Regions from separate parts of the Mus musculus genome. Here regions 2 and 3 are each linked to region 1. A link is a loop called in an ENCODE intact Hi-C map of the cell type or tissue named here. Cell type or tissue: gastrocnemius. All regions are shown on one strand. Each heading gives the region's core, and the rest is flanking DNA. Links, peaks and the distances in the headings are about the cores only.

Region 1 (7,415 bases), core at 1,194-6,193:
AGCAGCTAAGAGCAATAGCTCTTACAGTAGACCTGAGTGAGTTTGTCTCCCAGCAGTGACAATGTGGCCCACAACCACCTCTAACTCAAATGCCAGGGGAGTCTGGCCTCTGAGGACATCTGTACATGTGGTATGCACTCACACAGGCACATACATATAAACAGAATCATAAAAATGTGGATGGGCAGTGCTGGCGCATACCTTTAATCCCAGCACTCGGGAGGCAGAGGCAGACAGTTCTCTGTGAGTTTGAGGCTAACTTTGTCTACAGAGTGCATTCCAGGACAGCCAGGGCTACAAAGTGATACTGTATCTCAAAAACAACAACAGTAAATAAGTAAATACATTTTGTTGCCAGTTTGCAGATCAGTTTATTAAGATGACATCACTGCTAGTTACTGCAGAAGAGAAGCTACCTGCCCAAATCAGTGAGGTTCTGAAGAACTCACTGCATTAGAAACCAATGTTCAAATCCACAAGGAACTGTTCCTGATTCCCAGGGACAAGGCCGAGGCAGGTGAATCTGCACATTTACTTCAAGCTTTTAAAGAGCGTGGGGGCCACACAGTGGTCCCGTGCATGCAGGAAGTCAAAGAGCTCCTCTGTACAGCCCTCTTCTGACTGTGATCAGGAAGACACGCGCTTATCACACAACTCTAGTTGTTCCTGGGCCTTTACACACTTCTCCAGCTGTTCACAGTGCTTTCTCACTGTTGTTGGGGGCGGGGTCCCCTAATTCTTCCTCCTCCTCTTCCTCTTTGGGGTCTCCGGATCCAGTGAGCCTCTTTCATTTGTCCTTCAGTCCCATGTCGGGAGCTGGCTTGGGATACAACAAGAGCAGCCATAAATACCTTTTGGGTTTTTTTTTTTTTGTTTTTTTTAAAGAAGATTCTACATTAAACATCCCCCCACCCCACCCCCCGTCCCTCCCCCCTTCATTCTGGAAGTGCAGGAGCGTCCAGAATTCTATTCCACTCCTACTTTTGACCAGCTGCAGCTAACCGCACACTGGTTCCTGGCTTTTGCTTATCACTGTGGGGTGGGAATCATTCTGCTGTTGCATGGAATTGTACACACTCTACAGCCTGCCTTGTTGCATGGATTTTGTTGTTGTTGTTGTTGTTGTTGTTGTTGTTGTTGTTGTTGTTTTTCGAGACAGGGTTTCTCTGTATAGCCCTGGCTGTCCTGAAACTCACTCTGTAGACCAGGCTGGCCTCGAACTCAGAAATCTGCCTGCCTCTGCCTCTCGAGTGCTGGGATCAAAGGCGTGCGCCACCACGTCCTGCTTGTTGTGTGGAATTGTACATACTCTACGCCTGCCTTCCTTTCTTTTCCTGACGGGCTTCTCAGTGCTAGCCTCAAAGTCCCAAGCTTTCTAGCTCTGCCTCCAAAGTAGAAGGGATACAGATGTATCCCCCATCTGGCTGTAGCTATTGTTTGCTGCTGTATGGTCTTCTATTGTGGGTATGCAACCTGGTTAGTCCGTGTCTATTGTTGATAGATATTTGAGTGTTTTGTTTTGTTTTGTTTGGGATTTCTGCTCTCTCTCTCTCTCTCTCTCTCTTTCTCTCTCTCTCTCTCTCTTCCTTTTTCTTTTTGATATTAAGAGTACAGGTGTCAGCCAGGCCATGGTGGCACACACCTTTGATCCCAGCACTTGGGAGGTGGAGCCAGGTGAATCTCTGAGTTCAAGGGCAGCCTGGTCTAAAGAGAAACCCTGTGGGGGGCTGGGGGGGGTTATTTACAGGTGTCAGGACTGTCCTTTTGTTTGGTCTGGGTTTGAGGCTGGCCGTGGGTTCTTAGCTTTGGTTGCTCTTTAGAGGCATCCAGTCCTTTTGACAGTTAAAATTCGATGCCAACAACCCCGCCCTAGATAAGCGAATCAGGATGTGTCTGCCAGTGAGGGCAGGGCGGGCTTAGGTGTTTTCAGACACTCTTGAGGAAAAGCTTGGCTGAAAAACCCTAGGTGGCAGTCGGCCTAGGAAGGGAGCTTCCTGGGCGTGGAGAGTCACCTGTCACCCGTTAGGGGCTAAGTCACACCTTTCCTAAGCGGCATGCCAGCCAGCATCCATCATTTGACCAAGTTTTACTTTCAGGCCTCTGGCAGGTGTGAGGTTGTGAACAGGCCTCCCCTTGTGGGCTTCATTTGCCTTTCTCTTTCCTTCTTACTAAGCAGGCTTGGGGGAGGCTGAGGGGGTGGAGTGGGGGGCTGCTGAAACAAAGGATGAAAGGGATGAAAGGAAGCCTAGCCAGGTGTGGATCTGGAAGAGAAAACAGGACTGGAGGAAGGCAGGTACCAAGCAAGGCCCCGTGGTAGGAAAGCCTGTTCTCTGATCATAGGGGATGGAGAAAAGTCAAAACCTAGTCAGCTGACTTGTCCGTTGGGACGAGGGTGGTGGTGGGGCGCTGTGTGCTCTCCCTCTGGACTCAGGGAGACTCATGGATGAACTAAATCTACCCAGAGGGCAGTGTTCTCCACGATGGTTGCCTGTTGTCTGACCATCCTCCCACTCCCCCACCCCCCACCCCCAGTGCTGGGAGTCTGATTCTATTCCCTGTTGTTACCTCCAGTGCCTAGAGACTCGATGCTAGCTGGTGCCCCAGAGGTTTCCGTAGACCCTCTGCTTTATAGGTGTTTATAACCCCATACTATGGGGGTGTGGGTTTGGTTTCCGAGGCCACCCTTCCTCCCTGTGAACGTTCCAACACGATTTTCAGGAAGTCGGGAGCCTTAGCCCTGGTCCTTGCTACCTCTGCCTCGCACCTGCCCTTATTGGTGTTTCACAATGCAACTCTAAACACGTCCGTCCTCAGCTGAAAGTCCTTCCGTGACTCCCCAGTGCCTGTAAGGCAAAGTCCAAACTCCTCCAAAGACCCGAGGCCAGGAAATCGGACCCCTCAGGGTCTGCCCAACACCAACCTCATCCTGGAACCTGCTCTCAAAGGTTGGACAGGCAGAAGTTACTGATTCTTACCCCGGGCCTTTCCCCTCGGTGCTTCTTCACTTCCTCTAGGAAGTCATAGACACCCTCCCCTGTCAGGTGACCGTTCATTGACAGTCACAGCTGTCTCTCCCCACCTCCTTTCATCAAATCACACCTCCCTTTAGTATTCGAATCCTCTGTTTATTCTGTCTGTCTCTCTCTCCCACGGCCGGGAAGCCATCCTTGCGTAGGGCATCCCTGGGTAGTGTTTTGTTCAGGGCTGTGTAGACAGTTCCAGGAACCCCTAAGCGCGTGCATATCATCGCACTTTCTGGCTCCCCAGCGCCCAAAGGTCAGCAGCTCGGGGATGTTGCGGGGCACCGCGCTCGTCGTGGGGCAGGCGCGGCCACCAGGGGTCGCCCGAGGAGCTCGGAAGCCGCGCGGTCCGGTCCGGGAGGAGCCCAAGCGGAATCTCAGCGCCACGCGGCGGGAGCCCCAGCAGCCCAGGCGCACCTGCTCCGGTCTCAGTCTCCGGCCGCGCCGCCGCCAGCCATTGGCTCAGCCTTGACAAAGGGGCGTGACCAACAGTACGGTCACGCCCCCAGCCCTGGTACTTAAAGGAATTTGCTGCTGCTAGGGGATCGTAGTGTGCGGCCGGGCCTCGCGAGCGGAGTTGACTACCGACCTTGCGCGACCCGGTGACCCCGACTACCTAGGTCGCTCTGGCCAACATGCCGCGCTCCTTCCTGGTCAGGAAGCCGTCCGACCCCCGCCGGAAGCCCAACTATAGCGAGCTGCAGGACGCGTGTGTGGGTGCGTGGTGGGGTGCGGGACGCGGGCGGCTGGGGGGGATCCCAAGGGTGCTGGGGGGAGGTGAGAATCGGGCTCTGCGGGCGCGACAGGTGGATCTGGAGCTCCGGGTCTTGGCAGTTGGGATCCACCGAGGGTGTCTTTGACCCGGGACGGGGAGGCTCCGGGAGTTGAAGACTCGAAGGCGGGGGTAGCTTTGCGGAGTCCGGGCGGGGGAGGGGAGGGGCGGGCGGGAAGCCCCCCCACCTGGCGCCCCGAGAATCCGCTCAGCTGACTCCCTGCTGTCTCTTCTCTTCCCGCAGAGTTCACCTTCCAGCAGCCCTACGACCAGGCCCACCTGCTGGCCGCCATCCCTCCGCCCGAGGTCCTCAACCCCGCCGCTTCGCTGCCCACCCTCATCTGGGACTCTCTCCTGGTACCCCAAGTGCGGCCGGTTGCCTGGGCCACCCTCCCGCTGCGGGAGAGCCCCAAGGCCGTAGAGCTGACCTCGCTGTCCGATGAGGACAGTGGCAAAAGCTCCCAGCCGCCCAGCCCGCCCTCGCCGGCGCCGTCGTCCTTCTCGTCCACCTCGGCCTCCTCCCTGGAGGCCGAGGCCTTCATCGCCTTCCCTGGCTTGGGCCAACTTCCCAAGCAGCTGGCCAGGCTCTCGGTGGCCAAGGACCCCCAGTCGCGGAAGATCTTCAACTGCAAATATTGTAACAAGGAGTACCTCAGCCTGGGCGCTCTGAAGATGCACATCCGAAGCCACACGCTGCCTTGTGTCTGCACGACCTGTGGAAAGGCCTTCTCTAGGCCCTGGCTGCTTCAGGGCCACGTCCGCACCCACACTGGTGAGTGAGTGTGCATAGCTGAGCTCTGAGTCTGGGCTGTTTGGCCTTAGACCCTGGGGGGACTCAACACTTACTCCTAAGGCTGCCAAGCAGTGGACAAAGTAGATGTTGGTTGTTCTCCATTCTGTACCTTGCTGTTCGAGGCTAGGAGTGAAGAGGTGTTCCCTATCCGGGCTCAACCCACACTGTAGAAGTCAGACAGGATATTGCTAGACAGGATATTCTGCACCTGGCCTTGAATCCTGAGTCGAGAACTTCCCCAGTTTCCTCGTTTCTAAAATGTATCAGAGAACACTTCGTGGGGTCTTTGTAGAGTGAAGTGCTAGGTGCAGGTGCCACTAAGAAATGACTTCCCAGTGACTATGAAGACGGCTCAGTGGTTAGAGCACTGGCTACTCTTCCAGAGGTCCTGAGTTCAATTCCCAGCACACATGGTAGTTCACAACTTAACTAACTGCCTGTTAAGAGTCCAGTTCCAGAGGACCTGACACCCTCATACAGACATACATGCAGGCAACATACCAATCCATGTAGGACAAGAATAGAATAGACACATCTTTTTTTTTTTTTTTTTTTTTTTTTTTTAAGAAGAGAAACAAAGACATGACTTTGCTGTCCTCTCAGCCTTGGGCCACGTGGGAAGCTTCTAGAAGTGAGGGAAGGCTTCAGCCAGGCTTGGTGGGGGTTCCGGTTGGGCTGCTCTTTGGAAAGTGTGTCAGGCTTTGGGGTAGAGCTGTGCGTCTCTTGTGGTGGCCAGCATTGGGGCAGTGAGGCCTGGGGGTGGCAGGGAGGTATTTGCAGGTCTCACTGACACCTTTATTACTTGAATAAGATTACCCGTTTCCCCCCCCCAGGCACGGATTGCCTCAGATTTAACCTATAAAAGTGTAACAGGCTGCCTCTCTCCGGCTGGGTTGCTAAGCTGTGGGGCTCTACTTTGGGGAAGAGCTGAAGCCCTCAGGGTCCTAGGCTGCCTCCGACCACCCCCCACCCCCCAGGGACTTTGTTTTGATGTAAAGGCATGGCTCAGACAAAACCCTCCTTGAAATGCACCACCCAGTTCTCTAGGAGTTCCATTGTGTGTCTTAATGGTAGCCCAGGGGGTGGGGGCCTGCAGGGTTAGAGCAGGTGCACGGGGCAGCGGTGCCCAGCACCTGTTCTTGGCCGCAGCTGCTGGCTCATTGCACGGCAGGCCCCTTTAATCCAGGGGGTATCACATGTACAGTGTCCCCCTTAGTGGCCTTTGTCCCAGCCGGCCTGGTGCCGATTTCACACTTGCCAGGAACACTATGAAGGCGTCTGGGGGTCGGGGATCTGTGAAGAGAGAGAGAGTGTGTGTGTGTGTGGGGGGGGGGGTGTCTACACTTCCTGTGCAAGCCCAGAGACTCCCAGCTCCATCCCACCCTGTGTTATCTTGAAACCTCCCTTTTGTTAAGTACTTCAGTTCGCCTGTCCCTGCTAAACGGACAGGTAGTGGTTAGGCCATTCTAGGGAGGGGGCAACACCCCTTACTTGTAGGGACCCACAGATTGCCAAGGTCCACCACCACCCAGGGCTTTGGAGCCCCACCTGTGTAGCTGAAGACTTGTGTGGGTTTGTGCCCCCTAGGGGGGCTGAAAGCGGCTCTGTTCAGTGAATACCTGCTGAGTGGGTGGATCCCGCAGGATCCCTGCTGAGATTTCCTCTATCCAGAGGCTCAGCACACCCAGGCGCCATTCCTCAGCCCCGAATTCCATCACTAGAATCCAACCAAAGGGCACCGCCTGTGGACTAGCAGGCTGGGAGGGACGGGAGGCTTGCCTTGTTTTGAAAATCCGTTTGGCATTACAGCCTCATGCTTGGCACATAGTAGGGGTGCAGCAGATGTTTGGTTTTGTCGGTATTTGTTAACTCAGCCAGACTGGGTTTAAACCAGAGACCCTCCTCCCTCTGTCTCTACAATGCTGGGTTACAAATATGGACCCCCAGGCTCAGGTCCCCTTTTTTAAAAAGCACATTTATTAATTCAGGTATTCACTGAACAGAGCCGCTTTCAGCCATCCTCGGGGGCACAAACCCACAGAAGTCTTCAGCTACACAGCATGTAATTAAGCACTTACTGGACACAGAGCCCCCGTGTGTCCTTATAGCCCTGGCTGGGCACGGATCCGGTCAGGATCCCAGATGTCTGTAAGCCCCTGGGCTTGCAGTTAGTTAAGGAGAGCTTCCTTACTGCAGAGCGGTGGGCTGCTGGCAGCATGCAGAGGAATGGCCTTGCTGGCTCTGGGTGGGGGTGGGGAGGCCTCTCCAGGCTGCCTCTCAAGCTTTGTCCCAGACAAAGTAAATCAAAGTAAATTCAAGGCTGGTAATAGGAAGTCCAGTCGCAGCTCCCCTGCCTGAGGCAGTGACTACAACCCGGGCTATGGAGGTATGGTGGGTGACCTAGAGCCTGCTGCGTACCTCTGTGCCTCAGTTTCCCCACCTCTAATAGGACTGCAGAAGGGACAGATGACAGGTCAATCAGAAGTGTTCAGTGCCTGCCAGGTGGGAAGGACTTTGTTTCAGTGAGCCCCGCCTGGAGTTTGGAGACTCAGCAGTCTGGTGGTGTTCAGGGCTGCACAGCAGGAAGCCCAGAGACCCGCATCCAGTGCAGGTCTGGCTGTGCTTGGGCTGACCGGGCCCTGTCCAGGCCTTCCTAACCCTGCTGGTATCTCTCCCCAGGTGAGAAGCCATTCTCCTGCTCCCACTGCAACCGTGCTTTTGCTGACCGCTCCAACCTGCGTGCCCACCTCCAAACCCACTCGGATGTGAAGAGATACCAGTGCCAGGCCTGTGCCCGAACCTTCTCCCGCATGTCCTTGCTCCACAAGCA
Region 2 (7,415 bases), core at 1,432-6,431, 360 kb after region 1:
GAATTCCAACATGCAGGAAGCTGGAAGACTTTGAGGACAGCCTCTGCTACACAGTGAGATCCTGACTCAAAACACCAAAACGACAACACGAGGAAATGACAGCAGGGGCCTGCAAGAGAGCTCAGTGGTTAAGGGGCTTGCTGCCAAATCTGACTGCGTGAGTTCTATCCCCAGAGCCCATATGGGAAAAGAGAGAACCGGTTCCATACAACTGTCCTCTGACCTCTACATACACAATAAACAGATGTAAAAAGAAAAGAAGACTAACAATAAGGGTGTGTTTTGTATGAGTGGAGGAGGTGATTAAAGTGAGAGGCATGAATGAATGCTGCGTGTTTCTCTGCTGGCCACGGGGCATAGTGGTCAGGGGCGCAGACACTGAAGCTGGGTGGGCAGGTTCCGAACCTCTCTGAGCTTCCACCCTCTGTTATCACCATGGTGTCTGGCGCCCATCCTTGCCTCGCAGGCCACTGGTCTGTCCTTGTGTGTGAAGCAGAGCCAGAGTTGAATTCTGTCCCCTACGTGACCTGTGCAAAAGAAATTCTCATCTGCGGGGGCATGCGCTGCCCTCCCACGGGGCACACGGGAAAGTCTAGAGACGGCTTGGACTCTATTTCAGTGGGAAGAGCTACCACTGTTAAACTCCCTGCTGGGTGCAGGACAGCCCCATCCCCAGAGAAAGATGACGGCCTCAGGAAAGCATGTCCCCAGCTGAGCTGGGCCACACAGCTCTGCAACCCTGAAGTCCCTGTAGGGAAGTGAAGGCCGAAGGAGCTGCCCATGTGTGACAGGAGATAGTCGCTCTGCCCCGAGCCACCCCAGCTAGCAGAGACTCTGCCTGGAGGGAGTCTGTTCCTGGCCCTACTCACCAGGCAAGGAACGTGTCTCCAGCGCCTCTCAGTGGCCAGGACCTTGAACTACAGATATTTCCGGCGGAGGGTACAGAGTGGGACCCCTCTCGGTTCACCAAGGCTGTTCCTCAGGCAGAAGGGTCACAGTGGGTAATGGCAGAAGTAGCAAAGAAATATGGATATGGAGTTGAGCCCTCTGTCACTCAGCAGCCATGAGACCTTAGGTGAAACCTTTCTCCTCTGAGCTTCGGTTTGCCCATCTGTAAAATGGAGCTGGAGCGGGTGGTTGGTCTTGTTGGCAGGATCTTCTTAAGATCGCATGGAGGGCCGGGCGTGGTGGCGCACGCCTTTAATTCCAGTACTCGGGAGGCAGAGGCAGGCGGATTTCTGAGTTCGAGGCCAGCCTGGTTTACAGAGTGAGTTCCAGGACAGCCAGGGCTATACCGAGAAACCCTGTCTCGAAACAAAAACAAAAAAACCCAAACAAACAAACAAAAAGACCCCGTGGAGGGTGGTGTGGATCAGATGCTGTGTTCGTCAGACGGCGTGCAGGGTGGTGTGGATCAGATGCTGTGTTCGTCAGACCCCGTGGAGGGTGGTGTGGATCAGATGCTGTGTTCGTCAGGGCGACTTGTCGTGGTCCATCTTGCTATGTCCTCAAGGATGACCTTGGACTTCTGACTTTCCTGTTACACCACTAAAAATCCTTAAACAGACAATAAATAAGTTTAGTGCAAAGGCACACTTAGAGAAGAGAGGGTGAACCGCCATGGCCCGTGAGGGTTCTGTCTTTGTTTCATACATATGCTTAAAACATGTACATTGCTAACATATGTGATGCCAAACTCTGCACTCCCTCAGCCCTAGTAAAGACCCCCCCAGCCCCGAGTAAACACACACCTGTCATGTCAGCCCTTGGGCTACAGAGCAAGCTCCTGTCTTAAAATAAACATTTAAGAAGCAATCCTGCCAAGCCGTCAGAAATACAACTGTTCGCTAGAAGTAGAGAAATAGGGAAAACAAACGAATAAACAAAACACTCGCCTCTCTACAGAAAAGCAAGGCAAATGGCCCACACATGCATCTCTTAGAGAGTATGTTTTCAAATTTATTTGGCCGGGAAGGGGCATGTGCAGGCCATGGTGTGTGTGTGTGTGTGTGTGTGTGTGTGTGTGTGTGTTGTCAAATGAGTCTGTTCTCTCCTTCCACCATACAGGTCCAGGGAATCGAACTCAAGTCATCAGGCTTGGTGGCAAGCTGCTTCACCCGTTGAGCCGCCTCACTGATCCTGGACACGCACTTTAAAACTCAAGCCCTAACATAAAATGATGAGTGCTCCAGGCTAGACCTTGTGGACAGTTATGTCCTCTACTGGCCAGGTGGAGATAGAGCCTGACTGTAGTGGGCCCGGGCTCCAGGCAGGAAAAACCAGGGCCTCCCTGGCATCTGGGCTGAATGTCTCTGAGTAGGTTCAACCTTAAACATTTAGACAATCATTGTGGAAGTTTCAAAAGCCTGTGTCCTGTGACGGACAGCAGAGTCTCTAGGAGTGCATCAGAGGGAACAGAGCAGTGGCTTGAGCGCACAGGCGATAATTGTGTGGTGTTTATTAGCTACAAAGCTTAGAAACAGCTATGGCCAGGCACCCATCGAGGTTCAAGTTTATGTTCGCACTGTGGAATGTGTGAAGCACGTTTTCCTGGTGTTGGTCTGGAGGGATCACCAAGGTGCATTGTTAAGAGGGGGAAAAAGAAAACAAACTTGCTCAGAACAGGGTGTGGAGCAACAGGGAGGACAGGAATCTGCTCACGTGCCTAGCACCTACCTCCTGGCTCTCTCAGCAACAATCCCTGAGACACAGTGACCACGAGGGTTTGCAGGAGGGGAGGTGGAGGAGAGGTACCGGGTCTGGCAGTCAGCAGACGCAGAGAACAACCCACTCTCTTTAGGCAGCCGAGTCCTAGCCCTCTAACTCAGTCTAGGGTAGAGTTGTGACTCTACACGTAGGAGCCATGCACTACAAAGTCAACACCCCCCCACCCTGGTCTCAGTTTCCTATTACAACATTTTCCCATATGTGTTCATTTCTTAGCTGATTTATTTTAAGATTAAAAGATTACGCCAGGCATGGTGGTGCATGCCTTTAATCCCAGCACTCAGGAGGCAGAGGCAAGAGGATCTCTGTGAGTTCGAGGTCAGTCTGGTCTACAAATCGGCAGGTTCCAGCACAGCCAGGGCTGTTGCACAGAGAAACCTTGTCTGGAAAAACCAGAAGAAGAAGAAAAAAACAATTTTAAAGAAATGACATTCTTTTATTTATTTATTTATTTGTGTGTATGTATGTATGCACACTCACACCACAGCATGTTTGTGAAGGTCAGCTTGCAGAAGCAGTCTCTTTCTACCATGTGTATCCCTGGGATCAAGTTTGTCCAGGTTGGCAGCAAGCACCTTTACCTACTGAGCTATCTTGCCAGCCCATGAAGATTTCAAAGAGAAATAAGAATAACATCATTGTCAGGAAGGCACTGCCTCAAGACCTGAGAGTGGGTAGTTTTCCTCCTCTTCCTCCTTCTCCTCTCCTCCCCCCTCCCCCTCCCCCCTCCCCCTCCTCCTCCTTCTCCTCTTCCTCCTCCTTGGAGCCAAGGATGTCTTCTATGAAGATCAAGCTGACCTTCAACTCTTGATTCTCATGCCTCAACCTCCTAGAGATTTCTAAATCAAAATAATAATGATTTTCAAAGTAGAGTTAAGTGACTAAAAAAAAACAACAACAAACTTTTGAAGTCTCCCAGGTGTTTGTTTGTTTGTTTTTGCCTAGTGTCTGTCTGAGACGGAGTACCTATTAAAATAACATGGATCCTACTGCCTCCTGCTGGGTGTCAGAACTCTTCGTGTGTCTGACTCAGTCCGAGGTGGAATTCTGTCTCCCATTTACTAGCTGGGACCCCTGAGGCTCTACAACTCCCTCAACCTCACTTCCCATCTATACAACACGAGGCGCGTAGAAATGCTGGGCGGCTCGTGAGCATCAAGGCTTCAGAAGCAACCTAACCTGGGAGACCGACCGACTGGATGAGCTTGGTTCAAACAGTGCGTCACCGGCTCCCTGGTACCCGCCCGCTCAGCAGCGCCTTCCGACCGCTGGGAAGGGGCGACACCTGGCGGGCGCGCCTGGAACTGCTCATGGACCGCAGTATCGTTCCGCAAATGCCCACCCGATCGATGTTCGTTCACGCGGGAACTTCGGGTGGGCCCAGCTCAGGGCGCACACCACAGCACACTCACTCACTCACTCACTCACTCACTCACTCACTCACTCACTCACTCACTCACTCACTCTCACTCACTCACTCACTCACTCACTCACTCTCACACACACTCGCATGGGAAGAGGGGCTGAGAAGCTCCCCCGCCCACTTCTCCTAGGGAATGTCTGAGGTTCCCGGGCCTGATAAGGATAGATCCCTGCAAGTGAACAAGGCTGATCCAATGAAGACATAACACTACAACAGGCCAAGAGCCCGGCTCCCATCGCAGACCATGTAGTAGATGGCGTGGCACAGGAGATTTTTACTAGGTGAGCTGAACTTCTGAACAGGATCTTCGGAAGCCATCCTTGGGTCTGACTCTTTTCTCTCTGTAGCAGCAATGGCTTGATGGAGTTGTGCTCCTGAGTCTGCGGCTGAACAGGGGTGGATGACACACAAACAGACGTGGCCCATCCCAGGACCAGCCAGTCATACAGTGGGTGTGGGTGCTCTTCTGTGACCCCAACATTTCAGAGGCTGAGGCTGAAGGGCCAGGAAGGAGTTCTAGGACAGCTACCAGCACCCCTAACAAGCTGCTGAGAATCTGGGGTCTCTTAGTGGCAGCAAAGCCCCAGCTGGGATGTTGTGCACAATGGAGTGAGGCGATTTCCTTTAAAAGCTAAATTCTTGGGCTGAAGAGACCACTCTGTATCTAAGACTACTTTTGGTTCTGCCAAAGGACTGGAGTCCAGTTCCCAGGACCCACTTGGCAGCATGTAACCATATGTAACTCCAGTTCCAGGGCATCGGATTTCCTCCTCTGATCTCCAAGAGCAACAACAACAACAACAACAACAACAACACACACACACACACAATCTAGAAACCAAACTCACTTGGGGCTAGGGAGATAACTTGGTTGGTAGAGGGTTTGTTCAGGCTAGCATGCACAAACCCCTAGGTTAGCTGGGGTGGACACACACACACGAGCAATGTAGTCAGGAGACTAGGAGTTCAACACCACATTATACTTTTTGGAGCATTCAGTGCCGACCTGAGAGCCTGTCTCAAAAATAAATATTTAAGTAAGGGAAAAATATGTGCTTTTAAAAGAAGAACGTGCCCTAGACATGGCAGCATACGTAGGAAAGACGGCAATGGGTGGAGAAACGGGACCAGCGTTTTAAGTGTGACGATCGTTACTCCCCGTTGCTGTGGTTCATGTTGGGATCTCCCAAACATTGTCCAGATCACAGCATAGACTCTGCCTGACTGCCACCTTGTATTTAATTTGCATTAAATGCTGTTCAGGGCTCTCTCCTGATATAACCTCTTGCATGGCCCCTCGTGGCCTCAAGATCAAGTCCACCCTCCTCATCTTCATCCACAAACCTTACCCTCGTCTGGTGCAAGAGCTGCTGGGAGTCAGAGTCTCCAGCCAAAAGCGATCTGAGTCCCCACATGTGGCTTCTTACATAATCAGCAAAATATTAATTAATGTCTACCCTAACCCTGATGACAATACCCCAGAGAAGAAATTTTAAAATAAGCGTTGTTGGCTCTAATCTGTTACTGTTGATAATGCAAAGGCCCCACATGTGTCTATTGCATTATCCAGCCATACGGCATAGCCCAAGCCAGAGACCGGCCAAGTGGGGCCTCCTGAAGTTGGCAGTCATGGTTAGATGCGATCCTGAAACCATATGGCACAGGCTCCTCCAGGGGGTGAGGAATGTGTTGTGTCCCAGAGTCCAAACTTTATGCTCTTCTGTGGTGCCTGGGGGGGCAGGAGCAGGGGAGATGGCTCGGGCAGTCAGCTGCCTGTCATGAACGCCCAAGAGCATGGGTTAAGCTTCTACAGCCCAGTAAAGGCTAGGTGTGGTGGCACAGTCTTGTAGTCTCAGGCCTGGGCAGGTGGTGACAATTGAACCCCTAGGGCCAGGTAGCCTAGCAGAAGGGACGGTCTCCTTCGAGAGACCCTGCCTCCAAAAACAAGGTGGGGAAGGGCTGGCAAGATGGCCCCATTGATAAAGGCACTTACCATGCAAGCCTGGTACCTAAGCTAAGTACCTCGGAACCCACACAAAGGTGGAAAAGAAGAACAAACTCCACACAGGCCCTGTGGCACGCACGGAGACACCCATGACAACACCTTTCTCTGCACCTCATGACAGGATCATGGGGAGGCCCACTGCTGGTTAGCATTTCCCAGCAGCTCTTGCCTCGAGGATTTGCCCCATGACTAAGGTATGGTGATAGGATGTGTGTAGAACACAGGACCCCAAAGCGTGATTACCAACCTCTGAAACCTTTGAGATGCAGGCCTCACCCTCACCCCACCCCCATACACACCCCATCCCCCAGGCATCCATCACATCTATCACACAGCTCTGCGCTGCGCTCCGGAGTCTACAAATTCTTAAAATTAATTAATTAATTAATTAATTTAATTAAAATTCTTAATCACTCAGCTCTGAGAACGTTCGTGTGCTTGGAAATTTCCATAACATGCGTCCATGAAGATCTCTCTTCTCTCCTCTAAACAGGAAGTGGTAGTAGGTAGGTTTGTTTTCCTTTGTCACTTGAGTCCTGTGGAGAAAATCCTTATGGCCATCTAAAGAAAGCCACCAGCCAGGGTTCCCCCAAGTCTCAGCTGCTTTTTAGAATCACTGTCTGGCATTACAAGTCCCCAGGCCCTGATGCCCAGGCTGGCTGAATGGGCGCCTTTTGAAAACAGCTCCCGGGAGTTTGGCCAGTTTTGCAGAACCAGATGGGTTCTGGTGAATTGTCGTTTTAAAAGCCCTCCCACCAGGCCAGCTGTGCGGCTTTGAGTGGGTTACTTAACCTCTCCATAGTCGGTAAAATGAGGACAACCATAGCGCCTATATCCGCTGGGAGACTGGCTTATTTCCCACGTGCTCAGGACAGAGAAGATGTGCGAATTTGGGTGACCAATTGAAAAAGTTGACTTCCTGGGGGAACCCTGATCCCACGTGTTGCGTGAGCCCATGTCGGAACAGGATGAGTGGAAGAGAACCACCAAGGTTCCTCCTCGCGCACTTGAGCATACGCACAGCAGCCGCACGCACCATGCGCCCAGCAGCCGAAATGTAGTTCCTTAACGAGGGTTATCAAGCAACTCTGACAGCAGGCAGGGTACAGTAACTGGCAGTAAGGCCCAGTGGCAGAGCCTGCACGAGGCTCCGGCCTACTGGTCCCTTGTAGGATGATGTGTGTCTTTCCTAGTTTCTGTTATTGAGATAAAGTATCCTGGCGAAAGCAAACTAAGGTTCCAAATTATAATCCACAATGC
Region 3 (7,415 bases), core at 1,432-6,431, 67 kb after region 1:
GGCTGGCATCAAGCTCACATAGAGATCTGCCTGCCACTGCCTCCCAAGTGCCGTGTTTAAAGGTGTGAGCTGCTAGACTCAGTCAGTAAGGTTGTTTCTGGTTTTTGAGACAGGGTATCCATACATAGGGCTGACTGTCCTAGAACTTGCTCTGCAGACCAGGTTGCCTTCAAATATACAGAGATTTGTCTGCTTCTGCATCCAGGGTAATGGGATTAAAGGTGTAGGCTACCATCCAGGCTTCAGCAATCTTTCTTACACAGCCCAGGTTGATCTGCCTAGGATTGGCACCACCCACAGTGGGCTGGGCCTTCCCACACCAATTAACAATTAAGAAAGTGCCTCGAAGACATGGCCACAGGCCAATCTGATCTGGGTAATTCTTCCGTTGAGGTTCCCTCTTCCCAGGTGATGCTGCCTTTGTGTCAAGGTGACAGCTGAGGCTGACTGTGACAGACCTTGCCCTGGCTGCTCATGCACACCCTTGGTCTTTTAGGATCTGTCTAGAGCTCAGCTGAAAGGAACCTTGCTCACTAGCTGTGTTGGCTTAGACCACGCTGAGACCAGATCCTCTGTGCATCTGGGGGTGAGGGTGGGGCTGCCTGGTCACCTGGGGCTCACAGTGTCCTTGGTTCCTGCCCTCTGGGTGCTAGAGTCAGCCCCACAGGTGTGACAACTGACTGACTTTGGAGAGGTCTCTCTGGTATGACAGGGCTCACTAACCCTCTAAGCCACCTGCCCCTCACTTCTTGCAGCAGGACCCCACTATAGCCTGTGCCCAAGAAGAGCCCGGAAGAGGGGAAACAGCCTTGAAACTGTTAAAGTTCCAGGCCCAAAGCTGTGGAACACAGGTGGCTTGTTATGGGAAGTGAGTGTCTCACCCAGGGCAGTGTACCAGGTGTCTCCCTCTGACCCCAGGGCCTATAGAAAGTCCTGGTTTCTGGGTCAAGGGGTGTTGAGAAGGAAGGAAAGGTGGCAGGGAAGAAGGCCAGTAGTCCCCATTAGCAGCCACAGAACATGGTTCTTGGAGGGACCCTTGTGGTGTGAGGGATTCTGGGGGCCCATGACATTCAGGCTACGGCCACTCAGAGGGCACTTGCGGTAGATCTGAGTTTGGGACTTGTCCCAGAGCCCATGCTTATCCATATCACAGAGCTTATAGATAGAGATGTGCTGCTCCAGGGTCCTCTGAAGGACAGACAGACCCTGCCAACTTGTGGAGGGAGAGCTAACCCCGGCTCGCAGGCCCATACTCAAACGTGCTGTCTTTGAGCAGATGGCGCCCCTCCCTGGGTATCAGAGTCCTTGCTCACCCCAGCAGCAAACAGCTGGCTAAGGTTTGCTGGACTCAGGCCACAGAGGGACAAGCAGTGACAGGGTGGGAGGCCAGCCCTGCAGCTACACAGTCCTGGTGGGTTTGTTGAACCAGGCTGCAGAGTAAGGTACCTGGTACCCAAATCATCAGTAGCTCTGGCCTTGGTCTGGGGCACCAGCGTAGATTCCAGCCTTGCTTCAGGGACACGGTCACTTCCTTGTCCCCTGCCTCCTCCTTCCTTGCTCCCTTGCAGCTATGCAGACCTCCCAGCTACAACTTCAAGTCTACCATGCCCCTGCCTCGGGGGCTTTTGCTCTAGTCTCATCTGTCTGAAACCTTTCTCCCCTCGGATGCTGGCAGATTCTCCATCTTTGTTCGAGGGCTACCTCGTTGGCTTTCTCCGACTCCAGGGACCCTCTGCCCCGTCTGTGCGAACCCATTCTCTGCCTTAACTCCTCTATATAATTTGTTACTGTCAATTTCCTGTCTCTGCAGGGGTCATGGCCATCCTAGGTCACCTCTGCCAGCATAGTGTGCCAGTGGTCAGCTTTCTGCTACACCTTTGGGGCTCTGGTAGTAACACACACACACACACACACACATACACACACTAGTTGAGCAGGGTGAATGCAGAAGTGGGCGCCTCAGCGTGTTCCTGTCTAAGTGAAGGCATTGTAATGTGGCTCACTGTATAAACTGTAGAGTCCTGTGCTTTCTGGATGCAAAGGGTGTGTCAGAATGATAAGAGTTTGGGTTCTGGAAAAGAATACAGCTAAGTGGGTAGACCTGGGTGGATGGGTGGGCGCAACCAGGTTCTTGGGGCTGGGCCAGGAGGGAAGCCAGGGCTTTTGGGCATCGGGTCTCTGACCTGAAGCAATCACTATGTCAGAGGGGTCAGTTAGGGAGGGGGGTGAGAGTGTGGCCAGAAGGGGTCGGGGAGTCTCCTGGTCTGAATTATCTGAGAGAAAAAATAATTATGTTCTGAGGAAGCTGTGATATAAGCGAGTGCCAGAGAGCCACGGGTGCACTGGGAGGCTGGCGGGGAAGAAGTGACCCCTACCTGAGGAGCAAGTCATGGGTTCACAGTGGGCCAGGAATGCTGGGAGTTTACTGAGTAGGAGAGGTGGCCCCCAAACTGTGAGTGGTGGGTACAGCAGTCCCAGCTCCTTCTGTGGGTGACGGGCCATTGTTCTGTGTCCACTGAGCCAGTGGGAGGTTGCAGGGGTTCCCAGACTGTCACATGTCCCTTTATCTGTTCCTTGGGTACCTGTTCAGTGCGGCACACTGGGGGCATTAGTGTGACACTGTGACCCGAACCTTTCAACCCAGGCCTGTGGTCTCAGCCTCCCCCACCTAGAACTGCCAACAGTGCCTGGTCAGTCACCCCTTCAAAGGCACTGACTATCCTCTCCATCACCCCTTGATCTCCACAGGGCACTCTCTGGACACCTCTAAAGCCACACTGTGTGCACCTGCCTCCTAGTCCCCCAGCCCACTACCATCCCAACTCACAGCTCTTGTTCACTGCACAGGCTCTGACACGCAGTGAGCACACACAAGATGCTTGCTGGGTGAGTGTGTCAGGGGAGGAAAGCCTGCTGGGGGCAGCTCGGGGCTGGGTCTTTACCGGATGGAAAGGGGACTGTCAGGGCTGTCGCCTGGGGAAGGGCTGATGGGCAGGTGGGGAAACAGAAAGGAGTTTCTTCTCAGATACTCGCCTCAGGTGCGGGTGAGGCTGCTCAGGGGTGGGAACAGGGAACAGGGAAAATAATGACAGAAATGACCTTCAGTGCACTGTCCCCACAGAAACAGACACCTCACCTCACCAGCTCCACAAGGGGAAAGGCTGGCCTATGAGGCCTGTGTTCCAGACACCCATTTTTCCTCTTCTGTTTCGCCCCGGGGCCCTTTAGGCCTTTGCCTGCAGTTGGTGGCCTCCAGAGGACCCCACCCCTGAGACCCCACCCCTGCCTCTACCCTCACTGAAATCTCAGGAGCCAAGGGACAGCACAAGTTAAGGGGTGGGGGACTGCCTTTCTCTGCTGTTTTCTCTGCGGGACACCCTGGAGCTGGGAACTCCTTTCCTGCTCAGTGGCCACATCTGTCCCCACCTGTCCCTGTTTTAGTCCAGCTGGCTGGGAACCGATGTGGGTGAGGCAGTAGTCTGTAGCACAAGGGCGCCCTCTGCTGACTTCAATGGGTGCTAAGGCTTGAGCTGAACCTGGAGGCAGTACTTCATGCAGACTTGGGCCAAGGTGTTTGCAGCGGTGTGTGACCCAGGCACGGAGAGGTTAGTGAACCTGCCTGAAGTCATACAGTAGACTCTGGCCTTGAGGCCTACAATGGAGAACTGGTGCATTCCCTCCTCACACCCTCAACAATGCCTACCCCGCCTCTGCCTCGGTTCCACTCAGTCAGTAGCATTTGTGGAGTTAGGCTGGGCCTCGCTGCTCACAGCTGACGCTCAGTGGGGCAGGAGGGGCAAACAATAGGAATAAATATGTCCCTATCAGGTGTGATAGAGCCTGAATGTGTCAGCTTCAGCCACACGCCCACCCTGACGTGATTTTTTTTTTTTTTTACACATTTGAGATAGGCTTTTCTCGTCATTGCCACACCTCAGTCAACTAAGGGTCACTATCATGGTCTTGACGGTAGGTGACATCACTCCTCCTTACTGAATGCCTCTGGTAACCAGAAGCAGTGCCCCAAGATAAAGCTAGTCCCAGTGGGGATGGTCTGGCTGTGTCTGCCCAGGATCTGCTGGGAAGCTACAAGAGACTCTCGCTCACAAAAAGCATAAGTGTAAACCGGAGGTCACATGATCAGGACACACTAACGTGTGAAACGTCAGAATGAGACTCACTATTGCATATGGAATTTAAAAAGAAAAAAAAAAAAAGATGATCCTAAAGTGACCCCCGCCACACACCTCTTCTGTTTACTGACACTTCTGGTTTCTCATGACTGACATTTAGCAGCAGCTGTGATGACGGGGACAGGTGGATGGTGTCCTCATCAGCTTCCTGCCCAGCCGCTCGGGAACACAAATGCCAGCACCCAGGCTCCTGAGGCCATAGCGCGTTCCTCAAAGAGCTCCTAGAACTGTGGCTCCCTAAAAGCCAAAGGACACACATTAAACATCGTGGGAGGACCTGGTACCCCACAGAGACTACAGGCTTGGCCACTGTTGCCCATGTACCAGTAGGCTACCGGACTTGTGGTTTCTGGGAGACAGCATGTAAAATTTACTTCCACGGAAAATGTTGGTGTTGAATGAGACCTTCACACCTGTGTGTGCACGGTGGCTTCTCAGTGACAGCTGGTGGCAGCAGCTACAAGACTGGCTCTAGGATCTCCATCTCCCAAGCCATTGCAGCTGTTGGACATCAAGGGACCCACGTGGACCCCACAGTGCAAAAGCCAGATCCTGTGGGCTCATGCTGGGGTCACGTGAGGTCACACCCTCAAAGGAGGATGTACTGTCTGCAAGCTCTGCTGAGTGGAGACCCCAGCCTGGAGCCCCAAGTGACCTGGCAGTGAACTAACAAGCCCAGGCCAGCACCAAGCACCTGGGGTCTGGCAGGGCCTTCTGGAGGGCAGCCTGTTGCGCCATGTGCCAGAGGGAATGTCTGCCCCAGCTGTAGGCTGGCCTGTGTATCTCCAGGATGAAGCTCAACTCCTGAGTCAAGACATTCAGACCTGCTCTCACCCCTTGTATGGTAGACAGCTGCCACTCTATCAGATCGAAATTCTTGTTTGCAACATCACAGCTATGACACATCCGTCCAATTTTAGCATAGAGTCCAACCAGTGCAGGCTCTCCCCAAGGAGCCAGCAGCTGGAGTGCCCCAAGGCAACTTAAGCAAGGGGAAACCAATTTTCATTTTTACCCAAGTACCTACGCCACACCCATTTTGCTGTGATCTGCTAGACTTAACTAGTCATTCATGGGGCCTGTGAGGCTCAAAGAGGACATACTTCCCTGGAGTCTTGAACTCATCCTCCTGCATCGCCCCTAAGGAGGAGGGCTACAGGTGTGTACAACCACAACCAGCCACTTTGCTTTTCCCAGGGTCTCTAGGTCAAATTCCCCGCCTGAAGAGCCTTTAACAGCTATGTTTCGGCTTGTAGTGGAGAGCAGCCCTTTAATCCCAGCACCTAGGAGCAGAGGCAGGAGAATTGGAGAGTTGGAGGCCGGCCTGCTCTGCAGAGTGAGTTCCAGGACAGCCAGGGTTATGAAATAGCCAGACCCTGCCTCACTGTGCCTGACATTGCATCTCACCAAGTATCGAGAGGTCTGTCCCTCATGCACAGTGAGGGAAGAGCCTAAACTTGGCTGGAGAACCCTGAATGTTTTCCTAAGAGGTAAAGTGCTGGTTTCAGCCATCAGGCAGGCCCCACTGAATAGGCTGAAGAAGGGCACAGCCTGCCCTGTATCAAAGCATACTTTTTTATTATAGTAGACTCGGACGACGACAGAACGTTGCTTATGGACAGTCAAGCTTGACTTACAGGGTGCCTACCGGAGAGCTAGTTTGCCCCAGATAGATCAAAGGCCCCACCAGCCACTCTTTAGACCTCATAGCTGCTGCTTCAGAAGGTGGAGCCACACACGTGCTTAAAATAAAACCACCGAGCTCTGCAACACAACGGATTGCCTTTATTTCGGTATGCATCCACATTTCAACATTTAGTGGTCCTGAACAGAGTGGGGAGCGTGGCAGTGAGCCAGGAGGCCAGGCCCACGGATCTGCAGATGATCTGCAAACATGGGGACACAGAGCTCCTCCTGGTCCCTGCAGAGGGTCTGAGGAGCAACACTGAAACCTGAGTCTGCAGGGTCAGGGCCTCGTGCTCCAGCTGTCAGGCTCCACATCAGACCCGATGGGTGGCCAGGGTGACGAGAGCCCTGTTCAAACCTCTTCAATGTGTAAAAGCAAAGCAATGATGGGAAAAGGAACCAACTCAGAACCGTGTGCACTGAGGACTCCGCATGGCCTTTCTCTAGGCATCTTTTCACCAAGGACCCTGAGCGCTGGCCGGTCCGAGTCGCCCTGTGACTGCTGTTTACCTTAGACCTGAGCACAAAGCTCGAGGGCTGACGGTGGCAGCAGGGCTGAGGACCCGGCGCTCCCTTCCCAGGCTGGTGGCAGGTGAGTGTGGTCCGGAGCTAAGTGAGGGAGGCCAGGCAATTCCAACCTCATCTGATGGCTTCTGGCCACAGCAAGTGTTGGGTGGTGATGGGCAACAGGGGAGTTGAGGAGGGGAAGCAGCACCCCTTGATAAAGGTGGGGACACGGGAAGCCCTGAATTCCTCACCCGCGGCCAATTTCAGAGGGAGGGGAGGGTTACAATCTAAGCTTTGGCCAAGGGTGGGAGTGGAGGAGTGGGGACCATGGCTTGGATGGGGCATCACTTAAGACTTAAGAAGCAGGGGTGCAGCCAAAGCGCCCCAAGCCCAGCAGTAGTCAGTCCCACAACTGCTACCTGAAGCCTTCCCATCTATTCTAAGGGCCACCACACAGCTGTGGCGGAGGGCGGGGCGGGCAAAGGCAGACCCAGGCCAAGGGCCAGCAGCAGGTGATTGTGTGACGTGTCTGTTCACAGTTGCGTTAGCTGTGCCCACCGCTCCCACAGGAAACCGATTTCAACACCTTCTTGATCCCAGAAGTTCAACCAGGCAGACAGCGGTTACACTCAACAGTTGATGTTACACAGCACAACTTAGGTATTTCAAATGGACGAGAAGTTAGTATCAGAACAGTGTCTCAGGATGAAGGCTGAGTGGAGCTTCCTCTCCGGTACTTTGAGGTCTACAGATGTATCTAGAAAATTCACTACTGTGGAAAATGAAGACTTGGGTTGGATGGGGAGGGGAGGCCGGGGCCTTGGTGACTAATTGCTGTAACACTGTCCTTCCGGCGGCTGTGGCAGCTTCATGTTCTCTTTTGACATCATCAGGCGCCGCAGTTCCTGCAGGATGACTTTGATGCTGTGGGAGTTCTGCCACTTTGCCAGCACTGCCGTGGCTCTCGGATCCACCTGCGCAGAGGCAAATGCACACATTACTGTAGACTCAGCAGCAAAACCTTCCCGC

Evidence for each region. Peaks named below come from ENCODE experiments on the same cell type or tissue, not always from the same donor. Only the 100,000 strongest peaks of a DNase experiment are listed, where the experiment ranks them.
Region 2: a loop joins it to region 1, with 4 times the contacts of the local background. A loop is called at or near these places in 31 of 42 quality-filtered maps.
Region 3: a loop joins it to region 1, with 6 times the contacts of the local background. A loop is called at or near these places in 41 of 42 quality-filtered maps.

What each region holds. Positions count from the first base shown.
Region 1 is chr2:167,534,635-167,542,049 of GRCm38, forward strand. It overlaps Snai1 (snail family zinc finger 1), which reads left to right and starts at 3,561. Exons shown (of 3, transcript NM_011427.3): 1 at 3,561-3,737; 2 at 4,037-4,564; 3 at 7,265-7,415. The coding sequence starts at 3,656. It also overlaps the pseudogene Gm11474. In gastrocnemius, for the core only: a CTCF peak has its summit at 3,332 (motif pointing right); DNase peaks (open chromatin) are centred at 3,412 and 4,102; H3K4me3 peaks cover 3,190 bases; H3K27ac peaks cover 2,756 bases.
Region 2 is chr2:167,891,265-167,898,679 of GRCm38, forward strand. No RefSeq gene overlaps it. Among named protein-coding and RNA genes, the nearest start is that of Gm33033, 17 kb to the left of the region's middle. In gastrocnemius, for the core only: a CTCF peak has its summit at 4,014; DNase peaks (open chromatin) are centred at 3,999 and 5,807; H3K4me3 peaks cover 500 bases.
Region 3 is chr2:167,601,888-167,609,302 of GRCm38, forward strand. Ube2v1 (ubiquitin-conjugating enzyme E2 variant 1) reads right to left here. Exons shown (of 4, transcript NM_023230.2): 4 at 5,752-7,360. The coding sequence ends at 7,214. It overlaps Gm11476 (a long non-coding RNA gene), which reads left to right. Exons shown (of 4, transcript XR_866991.2): 3 at 2,749-2,886; 4 at 4,294-5,963. Among named protein-coding and RNA genes, the nearest start is that of Gm31619, 16 kb to the left of the region's middle. In gastrocnemius, for the core only: a CTCF peak has its summit at 3,501 (motif pointing left); DNase peaks (open chromatin) are centred at 3,489 and 4,844; H3K27ac peaks cover 2,628 bases.